2 separate regions of the Homo sapiens genome follow, and region 2 is linked to region 1. A link is a loop called in an ENCODE intact Hi-C map of the cell type or tissue named here. Cell type or tissue: Caco-2. All regions are shown on one strand. Each heading gives the region's core, and the rest is flanking DNA. Links, peaks and the distances in the headings are about the cores only.

Region 1 (5,374 bases), core at 150-5,149:
CTGCCTCTTTCCAAACAAGCCAGCACCCTCCTACTCCTAACTGTTGTTATTCATTCTTCTTTCTCTGGGTTATTCTTGCTCCTTACCTTTACATGTCAAACTCCTACTGAGCCTTTGAGAGCCATAGAAACACTACCTCTTCCCTGAAGCCTTCCCTGGTCTCCAGACTCACACATAATTTCTCCGTGCATTGCCCTTATCATTTTCTACATGGTATATTGCATGTATCTTCCTTGTCCCACTGAACTCAGTCAGGGCAGGCACACATTGCTCATCTTTGAGGGCTCCCAAAGGGCCTACCTACCACAATGCCCTGCACTGAGGTGAAGGAGGAGGTGAGTTAAAAGCCCAACAGGGCCAGGCACAGTGGCTTACGCCTGTAATCCCAGCACTTTGGGAGGCCGAGGTGGGTGGATCACGAGGTCAAGGGATTGAGACCATCCTGGCCAACATGGTGAAACCCTGTCTCTACTAAAAATACAAAAATTAGCTGGGCATGGTGGTGCACCCCTGTAGTCCCAGCTACTCGGGAGGCTGAAGCAGGAGAATTGCTTGAACCAAGGAGGCGGAGGTTGCAGTGAGCCGAGATCGTGCCACTGCACTCCAGCCTGGCAACACAGCAAGACTCCGTCTCAAAAAAAAAAAAAAAAAAAGGCCCAACAGGATTTCATTGTTTACATTGAAATATTAATGGGTTACACATGGTAGATTTGAAGCATTCTGTATGCACTGCGTACTTGTACTAAAATCCTCTGTCCACTCATCTGCTTTCTCATTGGTCTGGGAAAAAGTTAAGGTATGTCACGTTAGTCTATGTGTCCTGGGGCCTTGAGCTACACCTTGTAGATCTGTAGTAAACATTTCCTGACCCCCAACCAAGAGCGAAAATGTCAAAGTCTTTCACATTACCCTTGTTAAGACTAAATTAAGGCTCTTGCAAATATAATCACATCTTTCTCTTTCATACATTTGGTGAGGGAGCACTGGCTTTTATTCTGGGATCATTGCTCTCTGCCATCCTTCCCAATCCATTGCTCTCCATTTGTCCACCCACCGCTAAATCTTCACCTCCTAAACCAGTTCTATTTGGACTGGCCATCAGCCCAATCCATACAACCTTCCTTCCCTTCTCTCCTCTCGCACTTGGGCCTCTCACCTTGGCTTTACTTTGGAGAAAGTTTAAAAGGCCGGTCTCCTCCGTCCCCTTTAATAATATTATGTTATCTTGATCAGCATTTGTATTTCACATTGTAAGATTCTGGCCTGAATTCTGACTTCACTGGGGAAGGGGAGGGAGTTGGAAAGAGGATTGTTGATGACGGCGATATTTTATTACGTGTGATGGTCATGGGTTAGACGTTCAGCTCTTCAAGCTGGAGGCTGAGGGTGGGGAAGGGGAGAGGACACTAAGTATCATGAAGTCACAGTGCAAGATATTTTTCAAGGAGACATCAAAGCCTTTTTCCATGGTGTCTTGCCTTGACCCCATTTCACACTGGCAAAACACAAACTCAAATTAAAGTAAAAATACCAGGACAGCTCCATTTAGCCAGTTGGGCTGCTGGGCTAAGTGACTGACTTTATTAAAATCGCCAAATGCAAACATTCCAAGATTTATTTTCCTTGCTTATAATTTTGCTGCCTTTCCACTGGTGGGCTGTTTATTTCTAATAATTTGGTAGAAAAAAACATTGGCTCATACCAGTGGAGGTCTTATATGCCAAACTGCAAACCAGAGCACATTTTACTGAGGAATAAAACCCCTGGAATACAGGCTCCGGGGGGCCCGCTGACGGCAAATTTACAAGCGTAGTACAATTGACGCCATTATAATTAGTTCCCCCCAAAAGTCTTATTTTTCAGGGCAGAGATCCGACTCTTTCTCTTTACACATGAATATCTCCGGACTAGAGCAAGAACATTACAGAGGGTGAGTCATAGACCGGCTTTGGGCTTTAAAGATTAACGCAGATCCTATAAATCTAACCCACATTCTTTTACTGGGAATGACTGACTTTTATGAAAACCAAGGATTGTAAATCAGAAACCTAAATAGCTTACTTTGCAGCAGATAAACACAGATTTATGTAGTGAGGGAGCCCTAAGTTAACCCTTTCATGGGGCCACGGCGGACCTGAGGGTATGTGTGCGGTGGGGGTGGGTTCCATCAGCACTGATGTTCCTTTCTAAACACTGCACGGTGGAGAGGAGACATGCCACATGTTTATCTCCAGCAGACTGAGGTGGGAGGCAGGAGGAGTGCGTCTTCTTGAGCCAAGTGAGCTTCCTACTGATCCATCTCAGCTGGGTGCACGTTAAGCAGACAAGATTTGGCCCCTGATTATTTCAAAGGACAGTTTCCAACTTGAAGTGACACACACACCAGGGCTAACCTAGAAGGGGCTTCTGCACTCGTGCTCGTATGCGAGCCTATGGTAGCCTGGGCTTCTAATCATCAGCTGTGTAATCTCTGACAAAGCACCAAACCTCTGCGGACCTCAACCTTCTCGTCAGCAACATGCTGCACCTGTCATGTCATAAGGATTAAACAGGACAGTTTTGTAAGGTGCTTAAAACAGTGCTGGACTCACGCTAGGCACTCGATACATATTAGCCAGTATTATTCCTATTGTTACTAGAGCCACTGGTTACATAGACCGGGCTTCTCAAACTACTGCGCACACAAGTCGCCTAGGGACCGAATTAACGTGCAGCCCTGATGCAGCCGCCTGAGACCCGCCTTTGCAGCAGCCTGCCAGGAGGTGCGGATGCTGCCGGCGCCTGGACCGCGCGTTGAGCAGTGCAGGTGAACAGCTCGCCTAACGCACAAGCCACGCCCACACCCTTTCTACACGCTTTCTCGTTCACTTCTCATTGCAACTCCTTCCGCCGCGTGGACAGGTTCAGCACTCTCGGAGTCGATGTCATTATTCGCCATCGACGCGAACCTCGGCAAAGAGACGGGTCTTACCGGTCTCCGAATGTTCTCAGGCCCTAAGCGCGCAGCCCCGCACCCGGGTGCAGCCGGCGCGGTCCCACGTGTCCCTACCGCGAGCCGCTCCCCGCGTCCCTGCTGCCGCCGCGCGCTTAACTCTGCCTGCCCGCCCGCCCCGCCCCGCCCGGCCGTTCCTGCGCAGCCCTGGGTCGGCCTCGCGCTTCTGTGTTTAAACAAGCCTCGCCCTTGTGTTGCCCACTGCAACTTTAAAGGGAAACAGGGCCCGCTGATCCCGGGAGGGAGAGAAGGACATCTATCATTTTTATGTGGCATTTCAAAGGAGGAGGCCTAGGCAGTCCACAGACAAAGGCCCGCTGCGGGGTTAATGGAGAACCCCCATTTAATCATTAACGCTTAATACTAAACCCGCCCAGAGGAGGCCCGCCTGAGGGGGGTGCAGAGGGTCGCCGGGAGGCCCTGGCTCAGCCCTTGGGGGCTGAGGGGCCCTATGGGGGTCGGACGGGTTCAGGGCTGTCGTGGGTTGCTATGGAGTTGGGGCTCCGGGCCATCCTTGCAGAAGGGGGTTTCTGCTGAAGCTCAGGGTGGGAGCGTGAGAAAGGAGGGAGTGGTCACCGAGGAGGCACCAACTGGGGAACTGAGTGCTTTCCACAGGCTCCCCTTGCCCTGGGAAGGTGAAAGCATTAGTTTACTTTCTAGGCCCGACCTGAAATCCGAGTAAACCACGCAAATCCACGCGCACCTGGCCTGTGGTCCCCTGCGAATGTGGGGCCTCCGCAGTGCTTCCTCCTTCTGCCAGGGTTGTGACATGGGCATCCCCAGGCTCTTTGGAGCGCCCCTCCCCACCCCACTCAACCCCAGCACTGAGGCATCCCCAGACTCTGACATATGCTGACGCCCCCCACCCTCAGGTGCCCACCTCTCACCCCTCTGTCTGCCCCAGCTCCCCACCCTTATCACATTTTAATCACTTACCTGGAGCTGGGAATAAGCTGCCTCCTCATTGTTTTCCCAAATGCTTGAACAAAGCCTGGCATTGCACAGTGAGAAAGTCATTTCCTTTCCAATGCCCCTCCAAACCTGAGGAGGAGGAGGAGCAGAAAACGTGGCCAGCACAGGCTTTGACCCCTGCTGCGCACCTGTTCAGCCTTTTCTTAAAAGAGGAGAGCAGACCTCAGGCCCTAAACTGACCCTGGTTTCTGGCCAGAATTTAATACGCACCGTAGTGTGTTAACTCCCTTCTACTTAACTTTTAATTTTTTTTTATTTTGAAGTTTAGCACCATCCGTGATGTTAACTGGATGTAAAACGGAGTGAATCATCACAAACTGAACAACCTGTGAAACCAGCACCCAGATGGAGAAACAGAATTTGCTAATTTTGAATTCACAAAACAGAATTTTTCTGGGCTCCGGGAAGCCCCTCCCCCATCCCTTTCCACTCTCTATCCCTCCTTCCAGAAGGGCAGCCACTCTCCTAACTCCCAACAGAAGATAATTTTGCCTGCGTTTAGTTTTCCATCAGTCATTTAAATGGACTCACCTGGGCTCAGCTTCTCTCCCTCAACCTGTTGGTGATTTCCATTTGTGTTCAGTGGTATGTAGTTGTAGATTTTTCATTCCCTTTGCTGAAGAGTATTCATTGTGTTTATTTTTATGGTGACTTTCTATGTGTAATACACAGATGCCGGTTTTCTATTTACCTCCATCTCTACATGTTCAAATTACAAAACAATAAAACAAATCGAGTTCATTTAAAAAATCAAACACAGCCCTGGTGGGACACAGATACCGCAGCAGTAGTGTGGACGGTGCATGAGTCGTTAAGATGTGGCATTTCAACCTAGTAATTTAGAGAGATGGGGCTTCTGATCCTGTGCACATGCCTGGGTTGGGCCAGTTTTAAAACTTGTCAAATGGGAGCTTAATAGAGTCTCCTGGGGGCTCCCTTGCAGGCCCAGCACCACGGTGGCATCCCCCAGTTGCAGCTCCCTGGTATGTATTAAAAGGACCTATTGGGTTTACAGGTGTGGCCTCCAGTACCTCTCCCAAAGCACTCATGTGGTAGAAGTGGGTGGGCCTGCCTTAGGGCTCTCAGGACACACTGCTGACCTTTCCTGCCTCCCTGTGGGAAAATTCCCCAGGAGGAGATAAGATCAGTATAGTTAGGGCCTTGCAGGGGGCCTCCTGCCCCAGGAGCAGGATAGAAGGAAACAGTTCAGATCTGGCTTAAGCCAAGTGCCTACCCCTATCCACCAACCCCCGCCCCCAGGGCTCTGTCTCCAACTGGAGCTTCTGCAAATCCTGCTCTCCTTTCCCTGCTGAGGGAGAGACCCTCCTGGAAATAGCACCCAGCCAGGATCCCCTCAGGGCTGTAAGCAAAGGAAGGCTGAGAGAAACTTGAGCCCCTGCTTTGGGCTCA
Region 2 (5,374 bases), core at 88-5,087, 98 kb after region 1:
AAGTAGCTGGGATTACAGGCATGCGCCATGACATCTGGCTAATTTTTGTATTTTTAGTAGAGATGGGGTTTTTGCCATGTTGGCCAGGCTGGTCTCGAACTCCTGACCTCAGGTGATCCGCCCGTCTTGGCCTCCCAAAGTGCTGGAATTACAGGCATGAGCCATCACGCCCAGCCAAGAATCCTATTTGTAAATGGGAGTGAAGGAGGTGAGAGAGTGAGCCAGGCAAGGATTCGAAGAAAGAGACATCTAAGCAAGGATGCCGCGAGTGCAAAGACCCTGAGGTCAGTTGGTTTCCGGCATTCCTAAGCAATGTTTCTCAATCTTTTTCTTATTGCCCTCTTATGGAGTTCTTTTACACGTTTTTATTTTCGCTAATTGCCCCCTCATGACATTTTAAAGCCGTAGATACATCATATATCCGTTCATTTACTGTGTGTATATCTGTGCTTTATAAATGTTAAAAAGTAAGATACTTTTTGCCCTCAAGAGCCAACTTGTGTACCCTTGGGAGTGGCATGGTCTCCACTGAGAAGGCAGAACTTCTGCTCAGCAGGAGGCCAGTGAGGCTGAAGCAGGGAGGCCAGAGCTGCAGAGGAGAAACATCCCAGGGCCAGGGCCAGCCCAGCCCAGTCAGGGCCTTGTAGCTTATCACCAGGACCCTTCACTCTGAGCAACCCGGTTTGACTCGTGTTTTATTAGGATTGCTCTGGCCACTGTGGGAATATAGAAACGGATGGCAATAATCCCTGTCTTAAATAAGGTTACGGTAGAGTGAAGAGACGGCGCTCTCTTTTTCCTCTCCTTCCCGCCTCTGTTCCTCTCTCCCTTTCTCCCTTCTCTCTCCCCTTTACTCCCTCTCTTCCTCCCTTCTTCTCTCCTTCCTTCTCTCCCTTCCTTCCCTTAGTCCTTTCATAAACATTTGCAGAGTGCCAGTTCTGGGCAGGTAATCAAGGGATGTTTGAATTCACTGTGCTGAGTTGTTATAAAGTTGTGCACAGCACGTTATGGAGGCACAGACGAAGGAGCCCTGTGGGAACAGAAGAGGGGCCTGGGCAGAGACTCAGAGGGCTTCTTAGGGAAAGAGTCATTGGGAGCCAGATATGCAAGGATGAAGGCCTGGGCAGAGACTCAGAGGGCTTCTTAGGGGAAGAGTCATTGGGAGCCAGATATGCAAGGATGAAGAAGGGCTGGGCAGGAGCAGAGGTATAAGAAGCACTTCAGGTGTAGGGGAAGGCATGGGCTGAAGCCAGAGACATGGCCAGAGGGAAGAGGCAGGAAGCTCCAACATTTGGGCTAGGCTGGAGGGAGGACCAGGTGGGAGGGAGGTGACAGAGAGGCCTCAACTGTCCCCCACACTGATCACAACACCTAGCTGGGAGGAGCGCTCCGTAGATGCTGGAAGAAGGAAGCCATCACTCATGAGCTTCTTTGCTTATGTAGGATCTTACTCACCACACCTTGTCTTGGGCTCAGGGCTCTCAGCATTGAGGACCTTGGCATCAGGACACAAAGCAGGGCCTGATCTTATGGGGCCTCAGAGGCCACATTCGAGATCTCAGACTTCATCCTGTGGCATGAGGAGCACAGGATTTTGAGCCACACAGTCACGTGGGTACTTGCATTGGCTACTGCCTTCAGGTGGTGGCTTTGAGGGAGCCCAAGTGAAGGCAGCTGGGGGGCCGAGATGCAGTAAGGAGACCAGGTGAGAGATGCAAAGGGCCTGCAGTCAGAGCCCAGGTGTGCGAGCTCTAATCTTCCAGTCTTCTCTAATCACACTCATTATTTGTCTAACTCTGGCAATATGAGGAAGTCAGGATCCAGCCCAGCTTCAAGGGAAAATCCAAATCTGTTCAAAGATGGACATAACTGGAGAGGCATGATTGCCTCTCCAGCAGACACGAACATCGCTGTCTGCTGCTCCTCCCCCTTCAACCTTGGACACAGTTTCCAAAATCCTCTTCCCATTTTGAATGACCCATGATAAAGTCAGGGAGAGAGAGTTCACAGAGTTTTCCCTGAGGCCTGGGCAGGTGCAGCTTTATTTACCCGACAGGTCCTTGTGACGGGCCTTGGCACAGACATGGTATTCCCAATAAGAATGGCATGTTCTATGCAGACTGTGACCTCCAGCCCAGGCTGCCCAGGAGCTCCAGCCTGAGTGCCTCGCACTGTCAGTGTCTCAGCCCTGTGGATCCCTGCTCTCTGCTCTCCTCTTTTTCATTAACTTTAACTGCACTTGGGCAGATTTGCAGGAATAAATCAAGAACAGAACAGACAAGGATCTGCATCCAAAGCACAGACTGATGCTCCTTTTGGGGCCAGAGCCCATGAGGAAAATTGCTTCTGCTCATCATTTTTCATTTTCTAACAGCCTCATCTTCTCCAGTTTCTAAATCCCTGGAGGAGCCAGTAGCAAAAATGTTTCAATGGCCAAGTCTCGATATTGGAGGAAAGCAAGATGTGGAGGTGGACCCCTCCCCACCTCCAACTCCACCCCACCATTCACTACTTGGGTTTAAGGATGAGAAAGGAGAAAATTGCTCACCCCGCTCCAAGGAGAAGTGGAATTTAAGCGACAAGAGACCTGGACAGCTGCTTTCAGCAACGCTGATTGCATGTGAAGAAGGGGATTGCACAAGCCCAACTGCCTGGGGAGGTTTCGTAAAGTTTGGAATGTGAGGTCTGCGTAGCCAGGGCCTAGACACCCCTGCTGGGTTTTCTTACCCATGGCAGTGAAGACAGTTCATTGGAGGACGCAGCTGTAGTTTAGGATGCCAGCCCCAAACCCTGGGAAAAACGCTCAGATGTCCTGAAATCATTGCTAATGTCCCAGCACGTGCTCAACTCCTGTTGCTGTCTTTGGGACTAATGCTATACATAGAAAAGGCATGTGCTATCGTGGTGAAGGGTCAGGCTTTGAGAACAGATAAGTCCTGGCTCAAATCTTGTCTCCAACCTCCTATTATACTATAGCATACTATATGACACAACACTACACTACGCTATGCTACACTACACCACTCTCTATTGTACTATCTAATACTATCCACCACACTACACCCCTATTATACTATCTATTAGCATTCTATTCTATCCTTTGTTATACTACCCAGCACTGTGCCTGGCACTTAGTAAGTACACAGAAAAATGAGAGTTATTCCCATTATTGAATAAGTTTAGGATGCCGTCTTGGAAATCACTTGAAACGGCCAAATCTGAGGTTCTGTGTGAGGCTGGACCTGAGAGGGAGGCGAGGAGAAGGAGAGAAGCGGGTAGCATCCTTCAAAGCAGCTGAACCAGCCTGCTCCCCGGGCAGGGTGTGAGGGGCCATGCCTAGAGGGGAGGGGGTGAATCAGCTTGATGTTCCTCAGGGAAGCTTCAAAGGTCCTGGAGCAGGGCCAGAGAACGGAATGCAAATGATGTTGGTTTACTGAATAAGCCAAACTCACCTGGCAAATCTCCATCTAGCAAATCTCAATCGGGTGCTTTCCTGCACCCCCTGTGATTCTCTCTACCCTGGATTCATTCAGACGCTCATTCTCCTATACTCCCACTATATCTTATACACAACTCCACAGTAGCAAGGATAATAATGTTTTTTGATCATCTGCCAGCTCTTTGATGGTGTGGACTGAATCCTTTCACCTGTCTGTCCCCAGCACTGATCATAGCACTGAATCCTTTCACCTGTCTGTCCCCAGCACTGATCACAGCACCTAGGTGGGAGGAGCGCTCCGTAGATGCTGGAAGAAGGAAGCTGTCACTCATGAGCTTCTTTGCTTATGTAGGATCTTACGCACCACACCTTGTCTTGGGCTCAGGGCTCTCAGCATTGAGGACCTCGGCCTTTCTTTCGGGTATTTCCCAGATGTGACACATGCCCGGCATGAAGGCAGCTATGTGAGTTAACTATCTCACAGTTTACTCTTTCCAGTTTCACAGGCTGCTCCTTCTTCCTAGTAGTTTTCTGGCATTTGAGCAGGGCCATACCTGCCCCCTTCGCACATTCCTGGGCTTAGATCCACATTCCCTGGGTCTTCATCATTCCAGACGCAAAGACCTGATCTGTCTTGCCTGCCAGTGCTCACCCCACACCTTGACAACCTCTCCATCATTTTCATTCCTTTTGCTGGCCCTGCTCCAGGACCTCTGAGGCTTGAGAAGCAGCAAGCTGATTCACCCCGTCCCGTCTAGGCGTGGCCCCTCACACCCTGCCCAGGGAGCAGGCTAGTTCAGCTGCTTTGAAGGATGCTGCCTGCTTCTCTCCTCCTCACTGCCCTCTCAGGTCCAGCCTCATACAGCCTCATACAGCCTCGGAGTCAGCCGTTTCAAGTGATTTCCAAGAATCATCATTGGAAAAAAGCCTTGTAACCATCAAGTGGTGCTGATCTAATAAGAGCCAGCACAAATCCTACGTTAAACTAAGCAAATGGCGTTAATCTCATCATCATCATCAAGCCTAGGCCCACAGCCTGAGGTGACATGGGGTGACCGAGTCTCTGGATTGTGTGAAGGAAGGCTCCAGTGATCAGGTTGCTGCAAGATCAGGTTGACTTGGGGTAATAACCGCAGTTGCAATTACATGTGCTGTTTACATACTTTGCCCCTTGTACTTGATAAAGTCCAGAAAGAGCCCTGGGCGCAGCTGCTCAGCGCCTCTTGGGGGTAAGCCACATACCCTGTGGGAGCAGGAGAGCCACCTCTCCCCTGAGAGAGAAATAGGGCCCAGATAATGTCTAGTTTAGGTACCTCTTCAGACCAGATACCTTTGAAAGGATATCGCTTTCTTGTCTGTCTTTCGATATCATCATTACAAGATGGAATGCCTCCTCTGCATAAAGAAATAACAATTCTCCTAGTATCTTCAGTTTTTTAAAGAATAGAAGGATTGGTACAATCACAAGTCTTTGAAACAAATTTCCAGTAGTTTTTCCAGGTATTGCTGGAAGATTTGGAAATAAAGAAGTAGCCCTTTAACCCAGTGCAGGAAAATAGGCAAGCTTCATCATCCTATAAATGATCATGCCCTCAGAACTTGCTGCAACAGAAAAACCAGCTCTATCTATGTACAGTACTGAGAAAGTAGGGCCACTTCCTCTCACTTGGGATCTGGGATAGCTAACACATGCCTAAAAGCAATCTGTTAAGTATGACTGAAAGGGGACTGCAGATTAAAGTTGCAAGCTTCCAGCTTTGGGGTACCCAGGAGGGCATCTCCTCCTGAGGATCAACAACAGAAAGAAAAAAGCAATGAATCTGAGCACAGCACATTCAAGTTTGTAAACTCTTTTCTAACTTTCCACCTCAATGCCACAGAGCAGTGCTACTGTGAAACTGGGGACAAAGAAGAGAAGGGCATCTGTAATCGGGG

Evidence for each region. Peaks named below come from ENCODE experiments on the same cell type or tissue, not always from the same donor. Only the 100,000 strongest peaks of a DNase experiment are listed, where the experiment ranks them.
Region 2: it touches region 1 in a loop (7-fold over the local background); 2 of 110 quality-filtered maps call a loop at or near these places.

The regions. Positions count from the first base shown.
Region 1 is chr10:120,976,724-120,982,097 of GRCh38, forward strand. LOC105378519 (a long non-coding RNA gene) reads right to left here and starts at 4,930. Exons shown (of 3, transcript XR_001747609.2): 1 at 4,496-4,930; 2 at 3,929-4,033. In Caco-2, for the core only: no CTCF peak of the experiment used is centred there; DNase peaks (open chromatin) are centred at 2,168, 2,838, 3,238, 5,118 and 1 weaker place; H3K4me3 peaks cover 2,485 bases.
Region 2 is chr10:121,074,851-121,080,224 of GRCh38, forward strand. LOC105378521 (a long non-coding RNA gene) reads right to left here and starts at 2,626. Exons shown (of 4, transcript XR_001747611.2): 1 at 2,549-2,626; 2 at 1,456-1,570. In Caco-2, for the core only: no CTCF peak of the experiment used is centred there; DNase peaks (open chromatin) are centred at 2,651 and 4,091.